2 separate regions of the Homo sapiens genome follow, and region 1 is linked to region 2. A link is an interaction called in ENCODE POLR2A ChIA-PET data of the cell type or tissue named here. Cell type or tissue: PC-3. All regions are shown on one strand. Each heading gives the region's core, and the rest is flanking DNA. Links, peaks and the distances in the headings are about the cores only.

Region 1 (13,356 bases), core at 1,279-5,278, 290 kb after region 2:
CGTTGGCCGAGCCAGAAACAGATGTTGCAAATGAGAGCTTCCTCGCCATCCTCCCCAGCATCCAATCAGCTCTGCTTACATTCTCCCCAAACCTCACCCAGCCTCCTCCTTGCAGCCAGAGTGATCTTCCTAACAAAAACCCCATCGCGTCTTCCCCAGACTCACTCACTGGCTCTCCTCCACTTCTAGGATAAAGTCCAAACTCAGTAGGCCACCATTGAAGACCCTGCATAATTTCATCCTTTCTGCCTGTTTCATATCTGCCCCAATACTCTTTGTATTCAGCAATAGTATTACTACTAAATAATAATAACCATTTATTGAGCACTGCCTACATGCCAGCGAGTTATACTGATCACCTCCTTTAACCCTTAACACCAATCTTATGACTTAAGCACTATTATTCTCCCCCACTTGACAGAGGGTAATCTGAAGCTTAGAGAACTTGAATGGCTTGTCCAAGGTCACACAGCCTGTACCTGGTGAGCCAGGATTAAATCCAGGCAGTTACCTGTGCCAGATGGCCTCAAACCAAACAACTGTGCTGCTCCATGCATGCCTTGCTTTCTTGTGCCACTGTTTTGTTTGTTTGTTTGATGTTTGAGACAGGGTTTTGCTCTATCACCCAGGCTGGAGTGCAGTGCCATGATCAGGGCTCATTGCAGCCTCCATCTCCTGGGCCCAAGTGATCCTCCCACCTCAGCCTCCCAAGTAGTTGGGACTATGGGCATGTGCCTCGGCACCCAGCCAATTTTTTTTTTTTTTTTTTTTTTGAGACAGAGTCTTGCTCTGTCGCCCAAGCTGGAGTGCAATGGCACGATCTCTACTCACTGCAACCTCCAACTCCCGGGTTCAAGTGATTCTCCTGCCTTAGCCTCCCGAGTAGTTGAGATAATAGGTGCACGCCACCATGCCCAACTATTTTTTTGTATTTTTAGTAGAGACAGGGTTTCACGATGTTGGCCAGACTGGTCTCAAACACCTGACCTCAGATGATCCGCCTGCCTTGGCCTCCCAAAGTCCTGGGATTACAGGCATGAGCCACTGCGCCCTGTCCCAGCTAATTTTTTCAATTTATTTTGTGTAGAGATGAGGTTTCACTATGTTGCCCGGGCTGGTCTCGAGCTCCTGGCCTTAAGCAGTCCTCTCACCTCAGCCTCCCAGAGTGCTGGGATTACAGGTGTGAGCCACCATGCCTGGCCAGAATATCCTAATAATTTTACATTGACTGCATCTTGAAATAGGATTTTGGATATATGGGTTAATTATTAAAATTAATTTCACCTGTTGCTTTTTACCTTTTTAATGTGGATACTAGAAAAATTTAAATTATACAGATGGCTTGTATTGTATTTCCCCTGGAGAACTCTGTTCTAGAGTTGATAAAAGAGAAAACCTGGAGAATTGTAGACATGAGGGCCGAAGTCAAAGCCGTCAGAGGAGAAGGCCCCAGGAGAGGGTACAGGGTAAGAAGGCAGACCAGGCCGGATGCGGTGGCTCATGCCTGTAATCCCAGCACTTTGGGAGGCCGAGGTGGATGGATCACTTTAGGTCAGGAGTTCAAGACCAGCATGACAAAACCCCGTCTCTACTAATAATACAAAAATTAGCCAGGTGTGGTGGCGCTTGCCTGTAATCCCAGCTACTCAGGAGGCTGAGACAGGAGAATTGCTTGAACCCAAGACGCGGAGCTTGCAGTGAGCCGAGATCACGCCACTACACTCCAGCCTGGGTGACAGAGCAAGACTCCGTCTCAAAAAAAAAAAAAAAAAAAGAAAAGAAAGAAAAAGAGTTGAAAGACACCAGTGTAGACTCCTCTTCGAGAACTCGCCTGAGGAGCGGGGGAGAGAGAACATGATCCCGCGAAGGGGCTGACAGGGTGAAGGGAGGGATGTTTCATTTTGTGTTGTTTTCAGTGGAGAAACTTCAGTATATTTATAGGCTGAGAGAGGGACAGGCTGAAGATAAAGGACAGAGAAAAAGGACAGAGTAAAGTACCTGAATAGGCTGGACAGCTGGATTGGTGCAGAAGTGGAGGGGTCCTCCAGGAAGGAGAGGACCCCGCCCCAGCCAAGGGGTGATATGTGGATACATGGGTGGTTAATGGGTCTGGTGGTGAGAGGGACAAGAGGGTGAGCTGAACACAGGAAGTGTTGATTATTTTACCTGTCAAGCAGCAGATCAAGCCATTTGCTGATTTAAAAAAAAAAAAAAGTCAGAGTACAGAGCAGCTTTGGGGAAGTCTGAGAAAATGTGAAATAGCCCAGATATGGTGGGGGAGAGGCAGCTGAGCAGGGCCCACTGGGTCCCTCAGAAGCCCCAGGACAGAAGCAGGGGAGCCCAGAGCTAGGCTGGCTTCAGATCCAGGATAAGATACAGCAGGAGAGGACAGGAACAGATGGGGGTGCAGGGGGGAGTGAGGCCAGGACAGGTTGACAGGCTGGCAGGGTCAAGAGGTAGAGGGACTGGAGCAGGCATGGAGGGTCTGAAAACAGAGGGGCCCCCATGGCCTTTCCCCCATTCCAATACCATGTGCTAAAAATACTGGATGAGCATAGGCTGGGCGCGGTGGCTCACGCCTGTAATCCCAGCACTTTGGGAGGCCGAGGCAGGCCGATCATGAGGTCAGGAGTTCGAGACCTGCCTGGCCGACATGGTGAAACCCCGTCTCTACTAAAGATACAAAAAATTAGCCAGGCGTGGTGGCACATGCCTGTAATCCCAGCTACTCAGGAGGCTGAGGCAGGAGAATCACTTGAACCTGGGAGGCAGAGTAGTGAACTGAGATCACACCACTGCACTCCAGCCTGGGCAACAGGGTGAGACTCGGTCTCAAAATAAATAAATAAAATAAAATACTGGGTGAGTGAATGAACCCCACATGATTCCCTGTGTCAGGGTTGCCAACTGGCAACTCATGCACGTAATTCATCCAGCGCACAGGTTTTGTTTAGATAACTTGGTTTTGAAGAACAGAAGTTTCCTTCTCTCTTGAAAAATGAGCAGCTCAGGCAACACTGGCCTGCATTCCACTCTCCATGGCAACAGTCAGCTGGAGTGGCGGCAGCTCTACAGCCTTGCACAGATTGGCACTCTGCAGCCAGCCAAAGTCCCCACCGCCCTGAGTTGCCGCTCTCTTGGCCCCCGTAGCATGTGATCTACAACCCTTGCCCCGTGTCTCACGTGTATGGCTGGTTTTCCAGGGCCCGGATGGCTCCAGCCCCTCCTCTCCCTGATCAGTGAATGTGGCCCAGCCCATCCAACTCTCCCCCACAGCCAGGAGGCCAGCTCCAAGGGCAACACCCCTGGAAGCTGCAACATGGATCAGTCCACTTCCCTCATCCTGGCTGCAATAAATGGGGCCAAGGTCACACTAGCTTTTTTGGCAAAACCTTCACCCTGGTGACTCACTGAGATTCCTGTATATATATATAAAAACAAAAACAAAAAGCCCTCACTTCTTGGCACAGCCTGGCAACTAAAAATAACAACAACACAATGTCCGATATAGGCTTACACCTCACAAAGTTCTTTTACAAGTGCTACTGTCTTCAATCCTCACAGCAAATCTGCACGGCAAGAATTTTTCTCCCACTCTATAAATGGGGAAACTGAGGCCGAGAGAGGCATCTTGAACTACCTGAAAGTGAGGACCTTACCCTGGCTGGGGGAGCATTAACAAGCCAGAGTCTTCAAAAGCTGGCAATATTTAAGCTAAGGGACAGAGCATAGAGGTTAACGGTCAAGACTGTGATACTGGGCCGGGCACGGTGACTCATGCCTGTAATCCCAGCACTTTGGGAGGCCGAGGTGGGAGGATCACTTGAAGTCAGGAGTTCAAGACCAGCCTTGACAACATGGTGAAACCTCGTCTTTCCTAAAAATACAAAAATTGGCTGGGCATGGTGGCATGCACCTGTAATTCCAGCTACTCCAGAGGCTGAGGCGCAAGAATCGCTTGAACCCGGGAGATGGAGGTTGCAGTGAGCTGAGATCGCGCCACTGTGACAAAGCAAGACTGTATCTCAAAAAAAAAAAAAAAGACTGTGATATTAGACTGCACTGGATTTAATCTTGACTTACAGTGTGACCTTGGGCAAAAGGCTTAGTCTCAAGGAGCCTCAGTTTTCCCATCTGTGAAACTGGGATAATAATAGTACCTACTTCACAGGGCTATTGCGAGGATTTGGGAAGATGCTGCACGTAAGGGGCTTAGCATCACAGAGCCCGGGATGCATTAGGTGCTCAATGAAAATCTCAACAAAAGGAAGAGGAACACAGATGTGGGCAGGTATCAAGCATGTGGGCGGTGCCTATTTCCCTAACAGCTCTCAGAGGACGCACCCTCCTGCCTCCGAGGTTCCAAGGGTTAACAGCCCTCATGGGGCTGGAATGTCTTGTGATAAGATCATTACTTTGCCCTGGATTAAGGAGGGACAGGATCCAACTGCTGTCCTCACAGCTCAGGAGCCAAAGCAGGTGGGGAGGTAGGAGAGGAGCAAAGGAGGGCTAGAGGCAGAGAGGAGAGAGCAGCTAGAGCACCCGTCCTAATAACAAGGGACCAATACATGGGTACCACAGGTGTACTGGGTGCTGAGACTTGGCCTTCTTCACACAAGTCCTCCAGTTTGATGTTAGTGCTCCTGTTAACCAATAAGGAAGCTACAGTTGTGGGCCGGGCGAGGTGACTCACGCCAGCAATCCCAGCACTTTGGGAGGCTGAGGCAGGCAGATCACCTGAATTCGGGAGTTCGAAACCAGCCTGGCCAACATGGTGAAACCCCATCTCTACTAAAAATAGAAAAATTAGCTGAGCACACTGGCACGCGCCTGTAGTCCCAGCTACTCAGGAGGCTGAGGCAAGAGAGTCACTTGAGTATGGGAGGTGGGGGCTGCAGTGAGCTGAGATCACACCACTGCACTCCATCCTAGGAGACAGAGTGAGACCCTGTCTCAAAAATAAGAAAGCTAAATTTGTGAACAGTTAAGATACTTGTGGATAGTCGCACAGCTAGAAGATAACAGAGCTAGGATTCAAACACAGCTCCAAAGCCCACGAAAGCCTAATTCTACATGATATAAGTGAGAAGTCAGGCTTTAAGCCATGCAGAGACATGCCCAAGGCCAACTGGTCACTCAGTGGCAGGGTCAGGCTAAGAACCCCGGTGTTCCGATTTCCTGTCTCCCTTGAGCTCCATGGGCCCCACCACACACACAAACAGCCTCTCTCACCCCACCTTCCTCTAGCATGCACCTGGCTGCCTTTGCCTCCCTTCCCAGAGGCTGCCCCTTCTTTCTCTAGACCCTGGACCCTGCATAAGATGCAATAAACATGGCTACAGTCACGTTAAGGGCAGAGGCTCGCTGGGGTAAGTGGCAGGGCTGAAGCAGGTGGAGAGGGAGCAACCTCACATCCCGCCTGCAGTCTGGATTCTGTCCCAATCACACACTAAAGAAGAGCCCTTGTCAAGGTTACCAGCAACCTCCACGTTGCCAAACCCAAAGGCCTCTTGCCAGTACTCACCTCGCGTGGCCCATCTGCCGCTGCCCACGCCGCTGACGGCTTCTTCCTGGTGGAACCACTGCCCCCCTCTGTCATGCAGTCTGCTCTGGTTCTCCTCCCACCTCTCTGACCGTTCCTTCTCAGGCTCCTTTGCATGCCCTTCTTCATTCCTCAGGGCTCTGTCCTCAACCCATCCTTTTCTCTTTCTGTACACTGTCTCTGGACAGTATTGACAACTACCACCTGTGTTGTGATGAACTTCAACTTTTTCCTTCCAGACCAAGCCTCTCCTGAGCTCCAGCCCCTTGCATGTGTTTAACTATCTCCTGGATTTCCCCACAGGCATCTCACCTCTCACCCTGTGCTGGGCCCCGTGCTCCAGAACAGCTCATCGGCGCTTTGCCCACATCTTCTGCTGGCAGAGTCTCCCTGATTCTGTCTTCCACAGCCCTCTCAAACATGTGCTTTCTTCTCCAACCCCAAACCAGTCATCACCTTCTCTCTGTCCCAGATCAAAAACAGCCTCTTAACTGGTTCCCTCTTGCCAGCCTTGCCTGTTCTGCTTATGCTCCACACTGCACCCAAAATTACCTTTAAAACCCAAATCTGATCATGTCACTCCCCTGCTTGCCAGCCTTCAACATCACCCACTGCCCTCTGGATTCATTATCAGAGCCCGATCATCAAGTTTCTCTTCAATCTCTCTCTCTCTTTTTTTTTTTTTTTCTTTTTTTTTTTTGAGACAGAGTTTCGCTCCTGTCACCCAGGCTGGAGTGCAATGGTGTGATCTCAGCTCACTGCAACCTCCGCCTCCTGGGCTCAAGTGATTCTCCTGCCTCAGCCTCCTGAATAACTGAGATTACAGGCGTCCGCCACCATGCCCAGCTAATTTTTGTATTTTTAGTAGAGACGGGGTTTCACCATGTTGGCCAGGCTGGTTTCGAACTCTTGACCTCAGGTGATCCACCTGCCTAAGCCTCCCAAAGTGCTGGAATTACAGGCATGAGCCACCGCACCTGGGCCTCTTCAATCTCTTTATCCTGGGTTTCCCTTCTCCCCATTTCCAGCCGTGCCCCGGATACCCCAGTGCATGGTTTCATTTGACCCCCACATATTATGAGCCCTTTCTGTCCAAAAAGGCTTGATGAGAAAGCCCCCCCTCCTTACTTTCCTCTGCTGCTTCCCCAGGCTCCCAGCTCAGAGGCAAGGAATGGACAATGTGACCCATGGGGTCAGCATGGGGAGGGGGTCATGGACGGCCCTGGCGGAGCCCCACCCACTTCGTGCTGCCCACCCACTCACCATCATGACATATGTGCTCATGAACTCGGCCAGGAACTCTCGCACCATCTTCCTCTGCAGTATTTCCTGGATCTTTGCTATCACGGACCAGGAGACCATTTTGGAGCCACGGGTGGACCTAAGACAGTGGCCCGAGCCCATGGACAGAAAGGAGACTCAAGTCTGCCTGCTGCCCATCGGCTCTTCAACTCCCAGCTGAGTTAATAGGTAACCCAGCAGCCTCGCCCACACACGCCTCCTCTTGCGCAGGGCAGCTGGGACAGCTGGAATTGGAGACACTTGAGAGCCACGGGGACATGGAGAGGAACTGGGGTAGATGGCCAGGCCATGCCCCTTCTAGTTGGGACTGGACCAGTAAAAATGGCACACCAATGAGGCCACTTTGCAGATGGGCGGGTGGGGAGCTGAAAGTGCAATCCACGGTGCCAACAAGCCTCTGGAAAAAAGCAGGGTGGGAGAGAGCAGGCTGGAAAGTGGAGCTCAGTTGTCTATGTCTGTCCGTCTGTCCGTCTGCCTATCTGCTAGAGCCAGAACTTTGGGGTCACAGGCCAGGGCCTGGCAACAGTGAGGCACTCTACAAACAGCATGAGGTGTGACAAAGTCTGCTGCCGAGCTCTATAAACAGCACTGAGCGCTGAAACAAGCGCCAGGTTCTGTCAAAAATGAAGGGGTCAGCAAAATGCACCAGGCTGTGCAACCAGGTCAGTGCAAACAGAGGTTTGTGAGAGAGTGAGTGAATGAATGAATGACCAAGAGAGAGGGAGGGAGAAAAGGAAGGACTGGATCTACTTCCTGGTGTATCTTCAGTGCCCAGCACCACGCCAGGCACATAGTAGATGTGCAATAAGTATTTGTTGAATGAGTGAAAACTGGGGAATCTGTCTTACTCCCAACTAGATCCTCAGAGCTTCCCAAAGGGCCTGGCACTTGATTTATATTGAGTTAAGTGCACGGTTAGATGGAAAGGTAGATGAAACAGGTGAGTAACAGGGCCCAAATCTGCATATAGAGAGAGGTATAGGACTGGAGTTTGGGGAAGGTGGCGGGGTGGGCCTGGAGGATAAAGAGGAAGAAGAGGGGCTGGGCCCGGTGGCTCACGCCTATAATCCCAGCACTTTGGTAGGCCAAGGTGGGCAGATCACCTGAGGTCGGGAGTTCGAGACCAGCCTGACCAAGATAGAGAAACCCCATCTCTACTAAAAAATACAAAATTAGCCAGGCATGATGGCGCATGCCTGTAATCCCAGCTACTTTGGAGGCTGAGGCAGGAGAATCGCTTGAACATGGGAGATGGAGGTTGTGGTGAGCCGAGATCTTGCCACTGCACTCCAGCCTGGGCAACAAGAGCGAGACTCCATCTCAAAAAAAAAAAAAAAAAAAAAAGAGGAAGAAGAGGGATACAGATACCTCTAAGTGTGGCCTTAGTCACTCTGCTATCTCACTGTCTGCATGCCCGGAAGCTGACACCAGCCCCTCAACTCCTCTGGCCAGCCCATCCTTGCACATCACGTACTGCCTTAGCTGCAGGCCTTTGCACATGCCAGTCCTACGCCCAGAATGGTCCCCTGCCTCCCCAGAGGCTCCTTTACCCACCAGCCTTCTTTTCTTGACCTAAATTTCCCTTTCTCTGGGAGAGCCTCCTACCCTCTCCTCTAGGCCATTCACTTCTTCCACATGCCCCACGGTGCCCACTCTTTCAGCTGGGGCAATGCTCATCACACTGCATAGTAATTGCTCAGTTAGGCCAGGCACAGTGTCTCACGCCTGTAATCCCAGCACTTGCCGAGGCGAGCTGATCGCTTGAGCCCAGGAGTTCAAGACCAGCCTGGGCAGTATGACAAAACCTCATCTCTACAAAAAAAAAAATACAAAAATTAGTCAGGTGTTGTGGTGTACGCCTGTGGTCCCAGCTAATGGGGAGGCTGAGGTGGGAGGATTGCCTGAGCTCAGAAGGCAGAGGTTGCAGTGAGCTGAGATCACACCACTGCACTCCAGCATGGGTGACAGAGTGACACCCTGTCTCAAAAAAAAAAAAAAAAAAAGCTTGATTAATAATTAATTAACGGTTTTTCTTCCTAAGGGCTGGGATCATACCAGTTTCCTTCACTGCAGTGCCTGAACATAGTAGGCATAGTAGATTCAATAAATCTTTGGTTCATTGGCTGGTTGTTGCCTGCCGTGTGCTGATGAGAAAGGAGCCAGGCTTCCAGGATTTCCTTGGTGTTCTTGGCTCCCTGCTCTGTCTACCTCTCCCCTGCCTCTATGGTACCTTCCCAGGACTGTCTTTGGGCTGCTGCTTGCATTGGTAGGGTCTCTTCTTCAGGGCTGAGGAGGCTGCTCATGGGATAATGAGACCCCTATACGATGCTGCATGGGAGCTGGAGTTGGATGGGGGCCAGTGGATTATCCGCGCAACTCTGCATCCCCCTCCATCTACTCCTCCCTGGTTTTGTTTCTCTGGGGTAAGGAATAGAGCAAAGACTGGGATGGGTGAGCTATGAACAGAGGGTCTCAGCTGAAAAGTGGAAGATGTTTTATTCCATGCCTGGACATCTCTCATTCCCTCTGCTTACTTTTTGCTGCTGTGAGGTCAGGGGAATTTAGGAGCCCTGAGGAATGCTGCTGCTCTCCCTAGCAGGGCGAGGTGACCCTCCACTGGCCCCCATCCAACCCCAGCTCCCATGCTGGAGGTAACCACAGAAGAGGAGAGAGAAGTGGATAGAGCAGAAAGCCAAGAACACCAAGAGAATCCTGGAAGCCTGGCTCCTTCCTCATCACCACACAGCTGGCAAGACACAGTAAGCAACAGATAACCACCAACCAGCCAATGAACTCAAGATTTCTTGAATCTACTGTGCCTAGAATGTTCAGACACTGCAGTAAAGGACACTGGTACGATCCAGCCCGTGGGAAGAAAAGCAATCAATTGAGCAATTACTATGCAGTGTGATGAGCACTGCCCCAGCTGAAAGAGTGGGCACCGTGGGGCATGTGGAGGAAGTGAATGGCCTAGAGGAGGGGGTAGGAGGCTCCCAGAGAAAGGGAAATTTAGGTCAAGAAAAGAAGGCTGGAGGGTAAAGGAGCCTCCAGGGAGGCAGGGATCACTCTGGGCGTAGGACTGGCATGTGCAAAGGCCTGCAGCTAAGGCAGTATCCAATGTGCAGGAATGGGCTGGCCACGGAGGAGTGGAGGTGGCATGAGATGGGCAGAGAGGGGCCAGGGCCAGGTGGCAGAAGGCCTCATGGCCCACATTAGGGAGTCTGAACTCTACCAGAGGGCCATGGGCCAAGTGGAGGGTTTCAGCAGGAGAGCTGCCTCCCCTGTGGAGGCCAGGATGGAGGAAGTGGAGTGGAGGCAGGGTGAGCATCAGCTTCTCCACAGATGGGTGGAGAAGTGGCGGCAGCCTGAGCCACAGAGATGGCAGCGCCAATGGCCAAAAGAGCACAGTCAAGCTGACAGGCTTGGTGTTTGGTTAGAGAGGGAAGAGAGCGGGGCAGCTCAGCGATGCCCTCAGGTCCTGGCTAGGGCAGGTCCTGACTAGTGTGGGGCGCAGCAGAGAAGCTGTGGGAGAATGGACAAGGAGGCCCTTTCTGGGCATGTTGAGTGTGAGGAGCCCGCTAGACACTTGGGTGGGATGGCCAGTGAGGAGGCAGCTGGTCATGTGGTCTCACTTACAGACACATTTGGAGGACAGCAAATCACAGATGGTCATCTGAGCCATGGGCATAGATGAGAGAGCTCAAGGAGAGGGTACAGACTAAGAAGAGGGGCCCAAGAAAGCCAGCCTACAAAGCAAGAAACTGGCAGCCAACCAGATTCCCTAAGTAATCTGCTAACCAAGGAACTAAATAGCTAACAGCTCACTAAAAGCCTGTTTCTTTTCTTTTTCTTTTTCCTTTTTTTTTTTTTTTGAGACAGGGTCTCACTCTGTCGCCCAGGCTGAAGTGCGGTGGTGGCACAGTCACAGCTCACTGAAGCCTAGACTTCCCAGGGTTCAAGCAATCCTCCCGCCTCAGCCTCCCAAGGTGCAGGGATTTCAGGCATGAGCCACCACGCCTGGTGGCTTACTAACCCTTTGACTAACCTATCAAAAACCAACTAACTGATTCTCCTGTTAACCAGCTATTAACTCATTTAATTATCTAATCAACCAGCCAACCATAAACTATCCAACTAACCACGAGCCAACAATTCAACCTGCTAACCAACATTTCTTAATTCAACAAACATTGGTTGGCCAGGCATGGTGACTCATGCCTGTAATCCCAACACTTTAGGAGGCCGAGGCAGGTGGATCACTTGAGGTCAGGAGTTCAAGACCAGCCTGGCCAACATGGCAGAACCCCATTTCCACTAATAATAAAAAAAAAATTAGCTGGGCATGGTGGCAGGCACCTGTAATACCAGCTGGGGGGGGAGGGGCTGAGACATGAGAATCGCTTGAACCCAAGAAGCAGAAGTTGCAGTGAGCCGAGATCATGCCACTGCACTCCAGCATGGGCAACAGAGCAAGACTCCATCTCAAAAAAAAAAAATTTTTTTTTGTTGAGCATCTACTTATGAGTCAAGCACCAGGGATACAAAGTCAAAACCCACTCTCCACCCTTGGGTCACTCTGTTTAATGGAAGAGATGGGTAATGGCAACAACACCAGAGAGAAGCAGCCTGGGACTGGGGGAGCTCAGGGAAGGCATGGGAGGTGAGGCCTGAAGGGGGTTTTGAAGAATGGGCGGGTGGTGGCCTGACATGGCCATGGGGGAGTAGGGTGGTGGTAGAAAGAATGGTGGAAGCTGTGCACATTCTAGATATTTTAGGAGATTGGTGACTGGATGTGAGACATGGGGGAGAGGGAAGTATGAAGGACATGACCTTGACTTCTGGCTTGAGCAACTGAGGAGAAGGGGACCCCTGACTGAGCCAAGAGCACAGGAGGAGTGGACTTGCAGGGGGCGGAGGAGGCTGTTTCCATCTAGGAGCTGAGTTGCCTGTGAGACACCAGTGGGTCTCTAGAAACAGGATCTAAAGCCCTGGAGAGCGATGTAGGCTAGAGGCAATGATGTCAACAGAGTGGCACTATTCATTCTCTCCGTCCAAGTGTACAACAGGCAAATATCCCTGCTTGCGTGGAGCTGACAGCAATGAAATGTAATAAGTAAGTACATTTGTATAAGCGAAGGTACCAGCTCCTACGGAAAAAAACAGAGCAAGGAGAGGGGAATTGGGAGTGCAGGGGCTGGAGATGGGGTGTGATTTCAAATAGGGCAGCCAGAGTAATCCTTGTTGAGAAGGTGGCCTTGGAGCAAAGCCATGAAGGAGACGAGAGTGGGCTGTATGTTAGCTGCAGAAAGCCTCTCAGGTGGAGGGAGACTAGTCACCAGAGGACTCTCAGCATGTTTGAAGAAAGCAAAGAAAGTCAGTGTGAGGCCAGGTGCAGTGGCTCACACCTGTAATCCCAACCTTTTGGGAGGCCAAGGCGGGTGGATCACCTGAGGTCAGGAGTTCAAGAACAGCCTGGCGAACATGGCGAAACCCCATTTCTACTAAAAATACCAAAATAATAATAATAATAATTAGCTGGGTGTGGTAGTGTGTGCTTGTAATCCTGTAATCACAGCTACTCAGGAGGCTGAGGCAAGAGAATCGCTTGAACCCGGGAGGAGGAGGTTGCAGTGAGCCAAGATCATGCCATTGCACTCCAGCCTGGGCGACAGAACTGGATTCCATCTCGGAAAAAAAAAAAAACCTGAAAAGAAACTCAGTGTGGCTGGAGGAGGGAGAGCAGGGGGCTGGAGTGGGGAGGCCAGAAAGCTAACAAGGCTGGGCCTTGGCCATTGCAAGGACTGGCTCTTGTTCACCCCAAAGACAGCTGAGCCTGAGAGGGTGAGAGGTGCTGAGTGCAGTTGAGTTGAAGGCCACCTGCATGCCTTGACCCTCATCCAAGTATTTCTGAGCCTCCCCTCACCCCAGGACCCAGCCCAGGCAACAGGTGGAAGATGCTCTTCTTCTGGGACCTCAGAGGCGAGTGGGTGGGTGGGGAGGAGGAGGTCGAGTGGGGACAGCTGCCCCAAGGGAGAGGCTGAGGATGGAACAGGGAGGGCACTGAAGTGGGCTGGGTGAAGGACAGGGGGCTGGAGGGTGAGAAGAGGGTGGGGTACTTACCGCCTGTGCCCGGATGCTTGAACCATGTTTTGTCTTTCAGATTTGTAGATGCTGAGGAGCCAAAGAGAGGTCACTAGGGCTGGAGGACACAGAACTTGGCCCCACACTTCCATCAGACCTTGGTCCCCAGGGGAGAAGCCCTGGGGCAGCTCCTGCTAGTGCCACTCCCTTAACCCAGCCAAGGAACAGGGAGGGAGGAGCGGTGCTCAGCCAATGAGGCGACGCCCTGGAGCCCCACCCCACCCATGCTGGCCCCAGGACCCCAGCCCCAGGCCAGACCCTCCAGTGCTCCTGCTGACCTTCCGTGTCTGCAGCCCGGCTTTGGACTGTGGAGATGCCCTCAGCCTCTACTCAGTGGCTCCAGCCTCATATTTGCGTGCTATACCTTTAAC
Region 2 (15,705 bases), core at 9,888-13,887:
CCAATTAAAAGACACAGACTGGCAAATTGGATAAAGAGTCAAGACCCATCAGTGTACTGTATTGAGGAGACCTATCTCATGTGCAGAGACACACATAGGCTCAAAATAAAGGGATGGAGGAAGATCTACCAAGCAAATGGAAAACAAAAAAAAAAGCATGGGTTGCAATCCTAGTCTCTGATAAAATGGACTTTAGACCAACAAAGATCAAAAGAGAAAAAGAAGGCCATTACATAATGGTAAAGGGATCAATTCAACAAGAAGAGCTAACTATCCTAAATATATATGCACCCAATACAGGAGCACCCAGATTCATAAAGCAAGTCCTTAGAGACCTACAAAGAGACTTAGACTCCCACACAATAATAATGGGAGACTTTAACACCCCACTGTCAACATTAGACAGATCAACGAGACAGAAAGTTAACAAGGATATCCAGGAATTGAATTCAGCTCTGCACCAAGCGGACCTAATAGACATCTACAGAACTCTCCACCCCAAATCAACAGAATATACATTCTTCTCAGCACCACATTGCACTTATTCCAAAAGTGACCACATAGTTGGAAGTAAAGCACTCCTCAGCAAATGTAAAAGGACAGAAATCACAACAAACTGTCTCTCAGACCACAGTGCAATCAAACCAGAACTCAGGATTAAGAAACTCACTCAAAACCACTCAACTACATGGAAACTGAACAACCTGCTCCTGAATGACTACTGGGTACATAACAAAATGAAGGCAGAAATAAAGATGTTCTTTGAAACCAATGAGAACAAAGACCCAACATACCAGAATCTCCGGGACACATTTAAAGCAGTGTGTAGAGGGAAATTTATAGCACTAAATGCCCACAAGAGAAAGCAGGAAAGATCTAAAATTGACACCCTAACATCACAATTCAAAGAACTAGAGAAGCAAGAGCAAACACATTCAAAAGCTAGCAGAAGGCAAGAAATAACTAAGATCAGAGCAGAACTGAAGGAGATAGAGACACAAAAAACCCTTCAAAAAATCAATGAATAGAGGAGGTGGTTTTTTGAAAAGATCAACAAAATTTATAGACCGCTAGCAAGACTAATAAAGAAAAGAGAGAAGAATCAAATAGATGCAGTAAAAAATGATAAAGGGGATATCACCACCGATCCCACAGAAATACAAACTACCATCAGAGAATACTATAAACACCTCTATGCAAATAAACTAGAAAATCTAGAAGAAATGGACAAATTCCTGGACACATACACCCTCCCAAGACTAAACCAGGAAGAAGTTGAATCCCTGAATAGACCAATAACAGGCTCTGAAATTGAGGCAATAATTAATAGCTTACCAACCAAAAAAAGTCCAGGACCAGACAGATTCACAGCCGAATTCTACCAGAGGTACAAAGAGGAGCTGGTACCACTCCTTCTGAAACTATTCCGATCAACAGAAAAAGAGGGAATCCTCCCTAACTCATTTTATGAGGCCAGCATCATCCTGATACAAAAGCCTTGCAGAGACACAACAAAAAAAGAGAATTTTAGACCAATATCTCTGATGAACATCAATGCGAAAATCCTCAATAAAATACTGGCAAACTGAATCCACCAGCACATCAAAATGTTATCCACTACGATCAAGTGGGCTTCATCCCTGGGATACAAGGCTGGTTCAATATATGCAAATCAATAAACGTAATCCAGCATATAAACAGAACCGAAGACAAAAACCACATGATTATTTCCATAGATGCAGAAAAGGCCTTCAACAAAATTCAACAGCCCTTCATGCTAAAAACTCTCAATAAATTAGGTATTGATGGGACGTATCTCAAGTTAATAAGAGCTATTTATGACAAACCCACAGCCAATATCATACTGAATGGGCAAAAACTGGAAGCATTCCCTTTGAAAACTGGCACTAGACAGGGATGCCCTCTCTCACCACTCCTATTCAACCTAGTGTTGGAAGTTCTGGCCAGGACAATCACGCAGGAGAAAGAAATAAAGGGTATTCGATTAGGAAAAGGGGAAGTCAAATTTTCCCTGTTTGCAGATGACATGATTGTATATTTAGAAAACCCCATCGTCTCAGCCCCAAATCTCCTTAAGCTGATCAGCAACTTCAGCAAAGTCTCAGGATACAAAATCAATGTGCAAAAACCACAAGCATTCCTATACACCAATAACAGACAAACAGAGAGCCAAATCATGAGTTAGCTCCCATTCACAATTGCTTCAAAGAGAATAAAAGACCTAGGAATCCAACTTATAAGGGATGTGAAGGACCTCTTCAAGGAGAACTACAAACCACTGCTCAACGGAATAAAAGAGGACACAAACAAATGGAAGAACATTCCATGCTCATCAATATCGTGAAAATGGCCATACTGCCCAAGGTAATTTACAGATTCAATGCCATCCCCATCAAGCTACCAATGACTTTCCACACAGAATTGGAAAAAACTACTTTAAAGTTCATGTGGAACCAAAAAAGAGCCTGCATTGCCAAGTCAAACCTAAGCCAAAAGAACAAAGCTGGAGACATCACGCTACCTGACTTCAAACTATCCTACAAGGCTACAGTAACCAAAACAGCACGGTACTGGTACCAAAACAGAGATATAGACCAATGGAACAGAACAGAGCCCTCAGAAATAATGCTGCATATCTACAACTATCTGATCTTTGGCAAACCTGACAAAAACAAGAAATGAGGACAGGATTCCCTATTTAATAAATGGTGCTGGGAAAACTGGCTAGCCATATGTAGAAAGCTGAAACTGGATCCCTTCCTTACACCTTATACAAAAATTAATTCAAGATGGATTAAAGACTTAAATGTTAGACCTAAAACCATAAAAACCCTAGAAGAAAACCTAGGCAATACCATTCAGGCCATAGGCATGGACAAGGACTTCATGACTGAAGCACCAAAAGCAATGGCAACAAAAGCCAAAATTGACAAATGGGATCTAATTAAACTAAAGAGCTTCTGCACAGCGAAAGACACTACCATCAGAGTGAACAGGCAACATACAGAATGGGAGAAAATTTTTACAATCTACCTATCTGACAAAGGGCTAATATCCAGAATCTACAAAGAACTTAAACAAATTTACAAGAAAATATCAAACAACCCCATCAAAAATTACACAAAGGATATGAACAGACACTTCTCAAAAGGAGACATTTATGCGGCCAACAGACACCCAAAAAAATGCCCATCATCACTGGCCATCAAAGAAATGCAAATCAAAACCACAACGAGATGCCATCTCACACCAGTTAGAATGGCGAACATTAAAAAGTCAGGAAACAACAGGTGCTGGAGAGGATGTGGAGAAATAGGAACGCTTTTACACTGTTGGTGGGACTGTAAACTAGTTCAACCATTGTGGAAGACAGTGTGGCGATTCCTCAAGGATCTAGAACTAGAAATACCATTTGACCCAGCCATCCCATTACTGGGTATATACCCAAGGGATTATAAATCGTGCTGCTATAAAGACACATGCACACGTATGTTTATTGCAGCACTATTCACAATAGCAAAGACTTGGAATCAACCCAAATGTCCATCAATGACAGGCTGGATTAAGAAAACGTGGCACATATGCACCATGGAATACTATGCAGCCATAGAAAAGGATGGGTTATGTCTTTTGTAGAGACATGGATGAAGCAGGAAACCATCATTCTGAGCAAACTGTCGCAAGGACAAAAAACCAAACACTGCATGTTCTCACTCAGGTGGGAATTGAAGGATGAGAACACTTGGACACAGGGCGGGGAACATCACACACCAGGGCCTGTTGGGGGTGGGGGGAGGGGGGAGGGATAGCATTAGGAGAATTACCTAATGTGAATGACGAGTTAATGGGTGCAGCACACCAACATGGCACATGTATACATATGTAACAAGACTGCACGTCGTGTGCATGTACCCTAGAGCTTAAAGTATTCAAAAAAAAAAAAAAGGAGCCCTAATGAACCTCCCCAAGTTGAGATATGGAACAGCTGAACCTTGGAAGTAAGGGTGAATTACAAGTAGACAGACCCTAATTGGAATCAGCTTCAAATCATCTCCATCCCTGCAACTAGAATAAGGTAATTCTGGAATGCCATTGCCTCTGAAGAGCCTGGCAGAAGCAAATTTAAAGCCTTTCTGGAGGAAGACATCACAGGCCTCAACTTATTGCTATAAGCAATTTTTTGCATTGTATTTTGCAAATACAATTTCTGGCTCATGAAGAGATAATATAGCATGAATGAAAACCAGCAAAACCAGTAGACAATAGAAATAACTCCACAGGGGCTCCAAATGTTGGCATGATAACAAACCAACTTTAAAGTAACTATGTTTACCATCCTCAAAGGCATCGTTAAGAATTTCAGCAGAGGACTGGGAATAATAAAAAAGGACCTAAATGGAAATTCAAGAACCAAAAACACATGCATGTTTTGTTTTATTGTGCACCACTTTATTTTATTTTATTTATTTGGGGAATTGCACTTTTTACAAATTGAATGTTTGTGGCAACCCTGCCTGGACCATCTATCAAGGCCATTTTTCTGATAACATGTGCTCACTTTGTTTCTTTATCTCACAAAGTGAGAGCCTTTTTCAGCAATGTTTTTCTTCTTCTTCTCCTTCTTCTCCCCCTCCTTCTACTTCTCCTCCTTCTCCCTCTGTCCCTCTCCTCCTCCTCCTTCTTCTTTTTAGAGACAGGGTCTCGCTCTGTCACCCAGGCTGAAGTGCAGTGGCACAATCATAGCTCAATGCAGCCTCAAACTGCTGGGCTCAAACAGTCCTCCCACTTCAGCCTCCTGAGTAGCTGCGACTATAGGCATGAGCCACCTCGTGGCTGCAATACAATATTTAAAAATCAAGGCATGTGCATTGGTTTTTAGACATAATGCTATTGCACACTTAATGACTCTAGTGCAAACATAAACTATTATATACACTCAGAAACCAGAAAATTTGTTTGACTCACTTTATTGCAATATTCACTTTATTGTGGTGGTCTTGAACTGAACCCACAGTCTCTCCAAGGTATACCCGTACAATCATCAATAATAAGTAATTATGGATAGGTTTACCAGTTGATCTGACAAACTAAAGAGAGAATGTATGAATTAGAAAATAAGTCAGAAAAAAACAGAAATAGGTGCAGAGAGACAAAAGTATGGAAAATACAGAAGAGAGGAAATGATTCATAAAGAGTGCGATGAGAAGTTCTAACACATGTATAATTCAAGTTCCTGTAAGACAGAAGAGAGAGATAACGGGGTAGAAGAAAAGCCTGAAGGATTAATGGCTGAAGACTTTCCAAAAACGAAGAAAGGTATCAAATCACAGATTCAAGAAATCCTAGAAACCCAGGCAGAATAAATAAAAAGAAGTCTGCACCCGGACACATCATAGTACATTGGACACATAGTCTACATGGGACACATCAAAACCAGTGACAAAGAGAAAATCTTAAAAGCAGTCAAAGGAATAAAGATGCATTATCTTCCAAAAAAAAAAAAAGCAACAATTTAATCAATGACTTCTGCTCAGAAATAATGAAAACCAGCAGACAATGGAATTACATATTTAAGGTACTGAAAGAAAATAACTGCCAAATTTGAATTCTATATTCAGCAAAAATACCCTTCAAGGAGAAAGGTAAGATTCTGATTCAAAAAAAAAAAAACTGTAAATAAAAGAATAAGAAAAAATCGGAGGAATTTGAATACTGACTGAATATTTGATAGTAAGTAATTTAATTTATTTTAAATTGTCGTGGTTTTTTTTAACGAGTACTTATCTTTTAGGGATAGACACTAAAGAATTTACAGATGAATTTTTTTTTTTTTTGAGACAGACTTTCGCTCTTGTTGCCCAGGCTGGAGTGCAATGGCACAATCTTGGCTCACTGCAACCCGTCTCCCAGGTTCAAGCGATTCTCCTGCCTCAGCCTCCCAAAGTGGCTGGGATTACAGGCACCCCCCACCATGCCCAACTAATTTTTTTGTATTTTTAGTTGAGACGGGGTTTCACCATGTTGGCCAGGCTGGTCTTGAACTCCTGACCTCAGGCGATCCACCCGCTTCGGCCTCCCAAAGTGCTGGGATTACAGGCGTGAGCCACTGCGCCCGGCCTACGGTTGAAATATTATGATGCCAGGGACTTTCTTCAAAATAACCTGGAACTGGGTGGGGACTGTGTGGTGGGAAACAGATTGGATAGGTGCTGATAATTGTTGAAGTTAAATAATGGATATACAGCTTCATTATACTAGTCTCTCTACTTTTGCATATGTTTGAAGTTTTCCATTGTAAAAATTTCTCAAAAAGAATGAAAGTAAAATAAAGACATTTTCAGACAAATAAAAATGAGAAAATCTGTCACTGATTGAGCCATACTAAAAAATGTTCTTTAGGTCAAAGGAAAATGATGCCACACAGAAGCTTGCAAATGGCCGGGCGCGGTGGCTCACCCCTGTAATCCCAGCACTTTGGGAGGCCAAGGCGGGCGGATCACGAGGTCAGGAGATCGAGACCATCCTGGCTAACACGGTGAAACCCCGTCTCTACTAAAAATACAAAAAATTAGCTGGCCATAGTGGCGGGTGCCTGTAGTCCCAGCTACTCGGGAGGCTGAGGCAGGAGAATGGCGTGAACCCGGGAGGCGGAGCTTGCAGTGAGCCGAGACTGTGCCACTGCACTCCAGCCTGGGCGACAGAGAGAGACTCCGTCTCAAAAAAAAAAAAAGCTTGCAAACGCAGAAAAGAATGAAAAACAATGAAGATGGTAAATATGTTTATAAACCTGAATTGATGCTGGCTGCATAAAGCAATAATAATAACATGAGGTTGGAAATGAAATTAAAACGTATAACAACAATGACGTAAAAGCCAAGACAGTAAATGGAGTAAAAGTGTTCCAAGGTTCTTGCACTATCCTGGAAGAAGATAAATTCCTATTAGACTTAAATAAGTCAAGGGTGGATATAGTAATCCCTGTAGTATTACTAAAAGAATAGTGAAAGGGTGCATAATTTCCAAGCCGGTAGAGAAAAAATGTAGAAAAGTTAAAAATATATTATCAATTCAAAAGAAGGCAAGAAAGGAGAGAAAAGGGAATATAGAGCACATAAAGAGTGCTCTTTCAGCATACAAACATGCTCTGGTATCTCTCACTCTTAAAATTCTTCCTTGGCCTATTATTTCTTTTCATACTCCACCTCATTTCTCTGCTTTCCTTCATAGCGAAACTTCTAGAAACAGTTGCCCCCAAAATGCTATTTCTGCTCCCTCAATCTGTTCACTCCCACCCTATTCCAATATAACTTTCCTCTCTACCATTCCACAAAGTCTTCTCACGTCAAAGCCACTGATGATGACTGAGGATGACTGAGGAGACAAATACAAAGCATTTAGGGCTGGGCGCGGTGGCTTACGCCTGTAATCCAGCACTTTGGAAGGCCGAGGCAGGTGGATCATGAGGTCAGGAGCTCAAGACCAGCCTAGCCAACATGGTGAAACTCCGTCTCTACTAAAAATACAAAAATTAGCCGGGCATGGTGGCATGCGCCTGTAATCCCAGCTACCTTGGGAGGCTGAGGCCAGAGAATAGCTTGAACCTGGGAGGCAGAGGTTGCAGTGAGCCAAGTTCATGCCACTGCACTCCAGCCTGGGCAACAGAGCAAGACTCCGTCTCAAAAAAAAAAAAAGAAAGAACTTAATAAAATTATAGATTCAGACTGAAATATACCAATAGTTACAGTGAATATAAATGGAAAAGAAATTCTCCAGTTAAAATACAAGAATTAGTAGACAGGTTTAAAAAACAAACAACATGCTATTTACCAGAGACAGAGGTAAGGCATAAGGATACAGTAAGGCATAAGGATACAGGTAAGGCATAAGGATATGGAAAAAAGGATACAGTAAAAGGACTGAGAAATATAAAATTGGAAGACTCTAAAAGAAAGCTGATATAGCTGTATTTTATATATATATGTGTGTATATATACGTGTATATATATGTATATATATAGTGTGTGTATATATATATATAAAATAAAAGGTTGGTTTCCTCCTTCCTTTTAAAGTATATAATTCAATTTTTTTTCAGTATGTTCAAAATATTATGCAGCCATCACCACTATATAATTCCTAGATAAAATTTACTTTAAGGCAAAAATTCTTTTTTTTTTTTTTTTTTTGAGACCCAGTCTCACTCTGTTGCCTAGGCTGGAGTGCAGTGTCACGATCTCAGCTCACTGCAACCTCTGCCTCCCAGGTTCAAGCAATTCCCCTGCCTCAGCCTCCCGAGTACCTGGGATTACAGGCGTGTACCACCATTGCCTGGCTAATTTTTGTAGTTTTAGTAGAGATGGGGTTTCCCCATGTTGGCCAGGCTAGTCTCAAACTCCTGACCTCAGGCAATCCGCCCACCTCTGCCTCCCAAAGGGCTGGCATTACAGCTGAGAGCCACTGCGCCCGGCCAAAAAGTCTTAAACCCAGAAGATACAACAATCCTAAATTGCTAAATCTCTAATAACATAGTCTCAAAGCACAAGACGTAAGAACTGATAGAACTACAAAGACAAATAGAAAAAGCTACAAGCCTAGTGGGAAATTTTCAACAAGCAAAGAGTATAGAAGATTTGATTTCAAAATTCATTAAGGTAGGGCCGGGCATGGTGGCTGATGCCTGTAATCTCAGCACTTTGGGAGGCTGAGACGGGCAGATCATGAGGTCAGGAATTCCAGACCATCCTGGCTAACACAGTGAAATGCCGTCTCTACTAAAAATACAAAAAATTAGCTGGGCGTGGTGGCAGGTGCCTGTAGTCCCAGCTACTCGGGAGGCTGAGGCAGGAGAATGGCATGAACCCGGGAGGCGGAGCTTGCAGTCAGCCGAGATTGCGCCACTGCACTCCAGCCTGGGAAACAGAGTGAGACTCCATCTCAAAAAAAAAAAAAAAAAAAAAAAAAAAAAAAAAATTCATTAACGAAATAGAAGATTTGAACAATACAATTAACAACTTTGACCTAAGAGACATACACAGAACACTGTCCCCTAAAATTCTGACTACTGTAGTCCCCCTCTTATCCACAGTCTCCTTTTCCATGGTTTCATTAACCCATGGTCAACTGCAATCTGAAAATAGGTAAGCATAGTACAATAAGATCTTTTGAGAGAGACATTTTTAGTAGAGACAGAGTTTCACCATGTTGGCCAGGGTGGTCTAGAACTCCTGACCTCAAGTGATCTGCTCACCTTGGCCTCCCAAAGTGCTGGGATTACAGGCCTGAGCTACCATTGCTGGCCTTTCTGTTGTTGTTTTTAGACAGGGTCTTCTCATTCTATCACCCGGGCTGGAGTGCAGTGGTGTGATCATGGCTCATTGCAGCCTCAAACTCCTGGCTCAAATGATCCTCCTGCCTCGGCCTCCCAAAGTGCTGGGATTATAGAAATGAGCCAGTGTGCTTGGCCACAAAACTTTTTCCTTTGAACATAATTATGAGATTGAAATAAAAAGGAAAAAGACTTTTTCAGCGATATGAAAATCTAAGGAGGATATTATGAGTAAGGAAAATTACCTACTAATTTTGGTCATGAACATAGATGTAAAAATCCTAAATAGTAGATTAGCCAACCAAATCTTGCTATAGATAAAAAGGTCACTACATAATGAGTAAATTGTTTCTATTCTAGGAATGCAAGTTTGGCTTAACACTTGAAAACCAATCCAAGAAATCTACCCCGTTAACAGAATAAGGGAGAAAAATCACGTGATCATTTTAATAGATGCCGAAAAGCATTTAATAAAATTCAACATCCATTCATGATTAAACCAAAACAATACAAAACAAAAAACTTAACTCTTACCAAACAAGGAATAGAAGGGAATTTTCTTAGTATAATGAAAGTCTACATAAAACTATATCAAATATCATTTTTTTTTTTTGAGATGGAGTTTCACTCTTGTTGCCCAGTCTGGAGTGCAATGGTATGATCTTGGCTCACCACAACCTCTGCCTCCTGGGTTCAAGTGATTCTCCTGCCTCAGCCTCCCGAGTAGCTGGGATTACAGGCATGCACCACCACATCTGGCTGATTTTTTTGTATTTTTAGTAGAGACGGGTTTTCTCCATGTTGGTCAGGCTAGCCTCGAACTCCCGACCTCAGGTGATCCACCTGCCTCGGCCTCCCAAAGTGCTGGGATTACAGGCGTGAGCCACCGTGCCTGGCCTTCAACTATCATTCTTAACTATATCAAATACCCTTCTTAATGGTGAAACTTTAGTTTTCCTTTAGAGATCTAGACTTAGAATAAATGAAAATACCTCTCTACTACCGCTATTCAACATTGTAATGAAAGTCCTAGACAGCACAGGAAGGTACGAAATAAAAGCTTTGAGATTGGAAAGGAAGAAACATCTTTTTTTTTTTTTTTTTTTGAGACGGAGTCTTGCTCTGTTGCCCAGGCTGGAGTGCAGTGGTGCGATCTCGGCCCGCCACAAATTCCGCCTCCCGGGTTCAAGTGATCGTCCTGCTTCAGCCTCCCAAGTAGCTGGGACTACAGGCGCGTGCCACCATCCGTGGCTAATTTTTGTATTTTTAGTAGAGATGGGGTTTCGCCATGTTGCCCAGACTGGTCTCAAACTCCTGAGCTCAAGCGATCTATTCACCTTGGCCTCCCAAAGTGCTGGGATTACAGGCGTGAGCCACCGCACCCGGCCGGAAGAAACATTTAAAGATGACAGGAAATCTTCGTAGAAGATACTTAGAAAATCCAAATGAATGTGGAGAAAATTATTAGAATTAGTTATCAAGGTTACTGAATACAAAGTCAATATACGAAAATTGTGTTTACATATATGAGCAACAAAAGAAAAATATGTTTCAAAAGGCTATCATTTATTTAAAAATAGTGAAAATAGACTGGGCGCAATGGCTTACGGCTATAATCCCAGCACTTTGGGAAGCTAAGGCAGGTGGATCACTTGAGCCCAGGAGTTCGAGACCAGCCTGAGCAACATGGTGAAAGCCTGTCTCCACAGAAAATAGAAAAAAATAGCCAGGCATGGTTGCATGTGCCTGTAGTTCCAGGTACTCAGGAGGCTGAAGTGGGAGAATCACTTGGGCCTGGGAGGCGGAGGTTGCGGTGAGCCGAGATCATGCCACTGTACTCCCCGCTGGACGACAGAGCAAGACTCTGTCTCAAAAAATAAAAAAGAGTAAAAATATATACAATACCTGGGAAAAAATAATAAAAATGTATAAGATCCCTGTGAAGAAATGCAAGAAGACCTAAACCAAAAGAGGATTCTATCTTGTTTATACGTTGAAGGTTTGATGTTTTAAAGATATCAGGTCTCTTATAGTGATCCATAAACTTACCAGCATTTCAATCAATATCTCAAAAAGTGGGGTGATTATGGTGGGGTTTTTTGGTGGCTCTTGAGAGGCTGATTGTAAAGTTCTTATGGAAATGCAAGAGCCAAGACACTCAATAAAAAAAGAACAAGTTTCAGTAAAAAGGTACAGTATGGTAGTGGGACAACGATAGATAAATAAAGCCATGAACTAGAATAGAGTCCAGGGACAGACCCTCACAGGAAAGGACAGTTGCTTTATGACCAAGGTGGCATTGAAGTACAGTGGAGAAAGGACAACAGCTTTTCAATAAACAGTACTGGGATAATTGTGGATGTCCACAAAAAAGCAATTTGCCTACAGTTCCCCAGTGACTATGTGGTGAAGCCAAGTCTTTATTATTTTTTTATTTGTCTTGAGATAGAGTCCACGCCTGGCTAATTTTTGTATTTTTAGGACAGACAGGGTTTCAACAAGTTGGCCACGCTGGTCTCGAACTCCTGACCTCAGGTGATCTGCCTGCCTCGGCCTCCCAAAATGCTGGAATTACAGGCATGAGCCATCATGCCCGGCCTGAAGCCAAGTCTTTAAACCCAAACGTATCTGGCTCTAAAGTCCATACTCTTTACATTTGGCCAACCACCATGTCACGTCCCAAAGCTGTGGTGAGCAACAGGCCTCCCAAGCTATGGAGGTGCTCTGTGACCCAGTAAATGTTGTGAATACCTGCAGAGGAGATAATTACTGCCTTCCAGGTTGGCAGGGTCTCCTTGGCCCATAGCCCTAAAGCTCCTACTGGGTTCCCCTCCTCTCTGGTAAAGTACAGCTGGCACCTGACCACCAAGTCCCTTTGAAAAAGAGTGGCCCTCTGGTTGACTCTGGCAAGGGGGACTTCAGCAGGGGGCTGGCCTTACAGCCAAGGTACTCAGGACTGAATACCCCCAGGGCGCTGTGAGAGGCTGATGCTCTGAGGTTCCCTTGGGGTCAGCCTCAGGCCAGAATTTGGTCACCAGAACTAGGTCACCAGAGACTCTTGGGACAAGTTTTGTGTTTTACTTTTTAAGCTGAACTTTGTGTTTTTGTGGCTTTGGTTCAGGGGTAGAACCCAGCTGAAGAAGGAAAAGCAGTAGAGCCTTCCAGGAAAACACGCAGAGGAGGCCTAGTTCCCTTTGGCCTCTTGGCCATGCCCTGGGGGATCCCTCGGAACTACCAGGGACTGCCCTTCCTCCATTCCTCCCTTCCCTAGTTTCCTGGATTGACAAAGTAGACCTTTGTTTCTGGCTTTGAGACCTTGAGGGAGGATAAGAGTCCTGTCTTTAGCACCCTAGCAGTAACTATAATCAGGCTGAAGAGTTTTCTTAGAAATACAAAATGGCAGCTTGGAAAGGCCCTCGTAGCCTCCTGACCCCGTTTCCAGATGGGGAGTAGAGAGATGATCTTGTTACAGGAAAAGGATCCCAATCTAGACCCCAAGAAAGGGTTCTTGGATCTTGTGCAAGAAAGAACTTGGGGCAAGTCCATGGAGTAAAACGAAAGCAAGTTTATTAAGAAAGCAGAAGAATAAAAGAATGGCTACTCCACTGGCAGAACAGCGGAGTGGGCTGCTTGACTGAGTATACTTATAGTTATTTCTTGATTATATGCTAAACAAGAGGTGAATTATTCGTGAGTTTTCTGGGAAAGGGGTGGGGATTTCCCCCAGAACTGATGGTTCCTCCCCTTTTTAGACCGTATAGGGTAACTTCCAGACATTGCCATGGCATTTTTAAACTGTCGTGGCACTGATGGGAATGGGAGTGTCTTTTAGCATGCGAATGCATTATAATTAGCATATAGTGAGTGGTAAGGACACCAGAGGTCACTTTCATCACCATCTTGGTTTTGGTGGGTTTTGGTTGGCTTCTTTACAGCATCCTGTTTTATCAGCAGGGTCTTTGTGACCTGTATCTTTTTTTTTTTTTTTTTGAGACGGAGTTTCACTCTTGTTGCCCAGGCTGGAGTGCAATGGTGTGATCTCGGCTCACTGCAACCTCCACCTCCCAGGTTCAAGCGATTCTCCTGTCTCAGCCTCCCGAGTAGCTGGTATTACAGGCGCCTACCACCATGCCTAATTTTTGTATTTTTAGTAGAGATGGCATTTCGCCATGTTGGCCAGACCGGTCTCAAACTCCTAACCTCCAGTGATCCACCCGCCTCGGCCTCCCAGAGTGCTGGGATTACAAGTGTGAGCCACCACGCCCGGTCTGTGACCTGTATCCTATGCCAACCTTCAGTCTCATCCTGTGACTAAGAATGCCTAACCTTCTGGGAATGCAGCCCAGTAGGTTTCAGCCTTATTTCACCCAGCCCCAGTTCAAGATGGAGTTGCTCTGGTTCAAACGCCTTTGACATTCTGGCCTTGGTCACCCAGGGGTCAACCCTAGACTCCCATTACAGCACTTCCTCAGTTCCCTCAACTAATTGCACTCCCTCAAATTGAGGCATTCCCAGCAGTATGCTAGGATGTGTACTGACATCAGGGTTGGAGAGGGGCCAGGGAAAGGCCTGGCAGGCCTTGTCTCCCACAAAGAAAACCCTTGGAACAGTCTCCCGGAGGTTGTGGGCAGTGAACCTGCACGACAGGGTAGACCCAAGACAGGAAGAGTGCCCATGGATCCTGGGAGCCAGCAGGGCCAAGATCTGCCAGCCAAATTCACAGAGGCCACCAAGCCCAGCGCCCTTGAGACACACACAGCATCTGAGTCAGACACAGAGCATTCCAAGCTGGTAGGAATGGCCCAAGCTGACATATGAGATGTCATGCCCAACAGACAAATTGTTCATGGGGAAGATTTCTCCTGTCCTCAGCATGCAATTCTTCTCTCCCCATTCCATAGTCTCATTGTCACTAGGTCAGTGTCTATCCAGAGCAAACCACATGGAACACAAATCATTGAGGCTTGGAGTTGATGAAGTTAAACCCAACAGCCTGCTTTTTAGCAGTCTTGATTCAGCTTGTCATCAAAACAAACCACAGCCCCTGGCTTTGCTTAGGAAAATGCCTTTGGCTGAGAACTTACAGGGGGGTCTTGGAATAGTGTGGCAATTGCTCTCCCTTGGGAAGAGGGTGTACAGTCGGGGAGGAAAGGTGCCCAGAAGAGAAAGGGAGAACTAAGCAGGCATCTAGGCCTTATTGGGGAATCCTAGGTCTCCACCTGGACTTCTGGGTCCCCGCAGTCTTCAGACAGACACTGTGCTGAGCCCTCCTGAGCACCAGGTGTTGGCCCAGGCAGGGCAGGTCCAGGAGGATTAAGAAGCTGTGTTGTCCATGAAGCAGGAACTGGTTGTTGCTGCCCAGAGTGATGCCTCAGAGGCAGAAAACCCCATGTCTTCAGGTCCACTTGCATCCCCAGCCCTCAGGAGTCTCCCTTCTTCCCTCTTCCCCACGCCTCAGGCCTCCTTGCATCCTCATGGATTGTTTCAGTGTTAACCATTCCTGTACATCTCCCAGACCGTGGTGACACCAATGCAATGCCCCTGGTATACGGAACTGTCGCTGTCAAGTTTACTAGGTTCCTAAGTCCTCTAAAACAGTAAAGGGAAAACAAAACAAAACACAAACAATCTCATCCCAAAGGTGCTCTTGGCTCCAGCCCTGGATCCAGGCTGTACTTCTCTCGGCAGTGCTGCTGAGGCCACAGCTTCCCTGGCTGGGGCAAGGAACCTCACAGCCTCCATCGCCCTGCTCCCACACTGTGTGGATGAGGAGCTGGGTCATGGTCCAGTGGCCAGAGCCCTAGCCTGGGACTCAGGAGGTCTGTGTCAGACCCAAACTCTGTGTGACCTTGTGCAAGTCATGTGAGCTCCCTGAGCCTAAGTTTCCCATGCTGGAATTATTGTAAGGAGCAACACACGGTACGTGGGAAAGCGCCGAGTGTGCTCATGGAGGGTGAACACGGGTGAGGGGTTCACGAGTCCACCTGCACCCTCCCTGCCCCACAGGCCCGCCTTGGAGGAAGGTGGGAACTAAGAGCTGGGCCATGGAGCTGGCCTTTCTCCTGTGCTTCTGTCATCAGGGGAGACCAAAGTCACTGTGGCCACCGCAACAGGACACAGGGAGCACTCCAAAGGCCCCGGCGACGTTTGATTGTCCAGCATTCCACATCTGTCCCAGAAATGAGTTTCCAACAGCTCCAGGCTCAGGTCTGTGTCAAAATCCAGATGTCAGGGCCTCCCTCTGCAACAGGGCTCCTAGATTCTGGAGTCAAAGATCTACTAGAAAAGGGGTCCCCCTTGTCGAGCTCTGATCAGGCACAAGAGGCGAATCTCGCCCCTCCAGAGCCAAGACAGTGTTC

The links. Peaks named below come from ENCODE experiments on the same cell type or tissue, not always from the same donor. Only the 100,000 strongest peaks of a DNase experiment are listed, where the experiment ranks them.
Region 1: POLR2A ChIA-PET joins it to region 2 with 14 read pairs; 2 of 35 experiments call an interaction of 5 or more read pairs at or near these places.

Annotation. Positions count from the first base shown.
Region 1 is chr9:33,388,273-33,401,628 of GRCh38, forward strand. AQP7 (aquaporin 7) reads right to left here. Exons shown (of 8, transcript NM_001170.3): 2 at 12,965-13,015; 3 at 6,806-6,923. The coding sequence starts at 12,990. LOC105376020 (a long non-coding RNA gene) reads left to right here and starts at 13,249. Exons shown (of 3, transcript NR_188543.1): 1 at 13,249-13,356. RefSeq lists enhancers at 2,018-2,805, 2,806-3,592, 3,119-3,413 and a silencer at 13,219-13,356. In PC-3, for the core only: no CTCF peak of the experiment used is centred there; a DNase peak (open chromatin) is centred at 3,392.
Region 2 is chr9:33,087,602-33,103,306 of GRCh38, forward strand. No RefSeq gene overlaps it. Among named protein-coding and RNA genes, the nearest start is that of MIR12117, 13 kb to the right of the region's middle. In PC-3, for the core only: no CTCF peak of the experiment used is centred there; a DNase peak (open chromatin) is centred at 13,670; H3K27ac peaks cover 864 bases.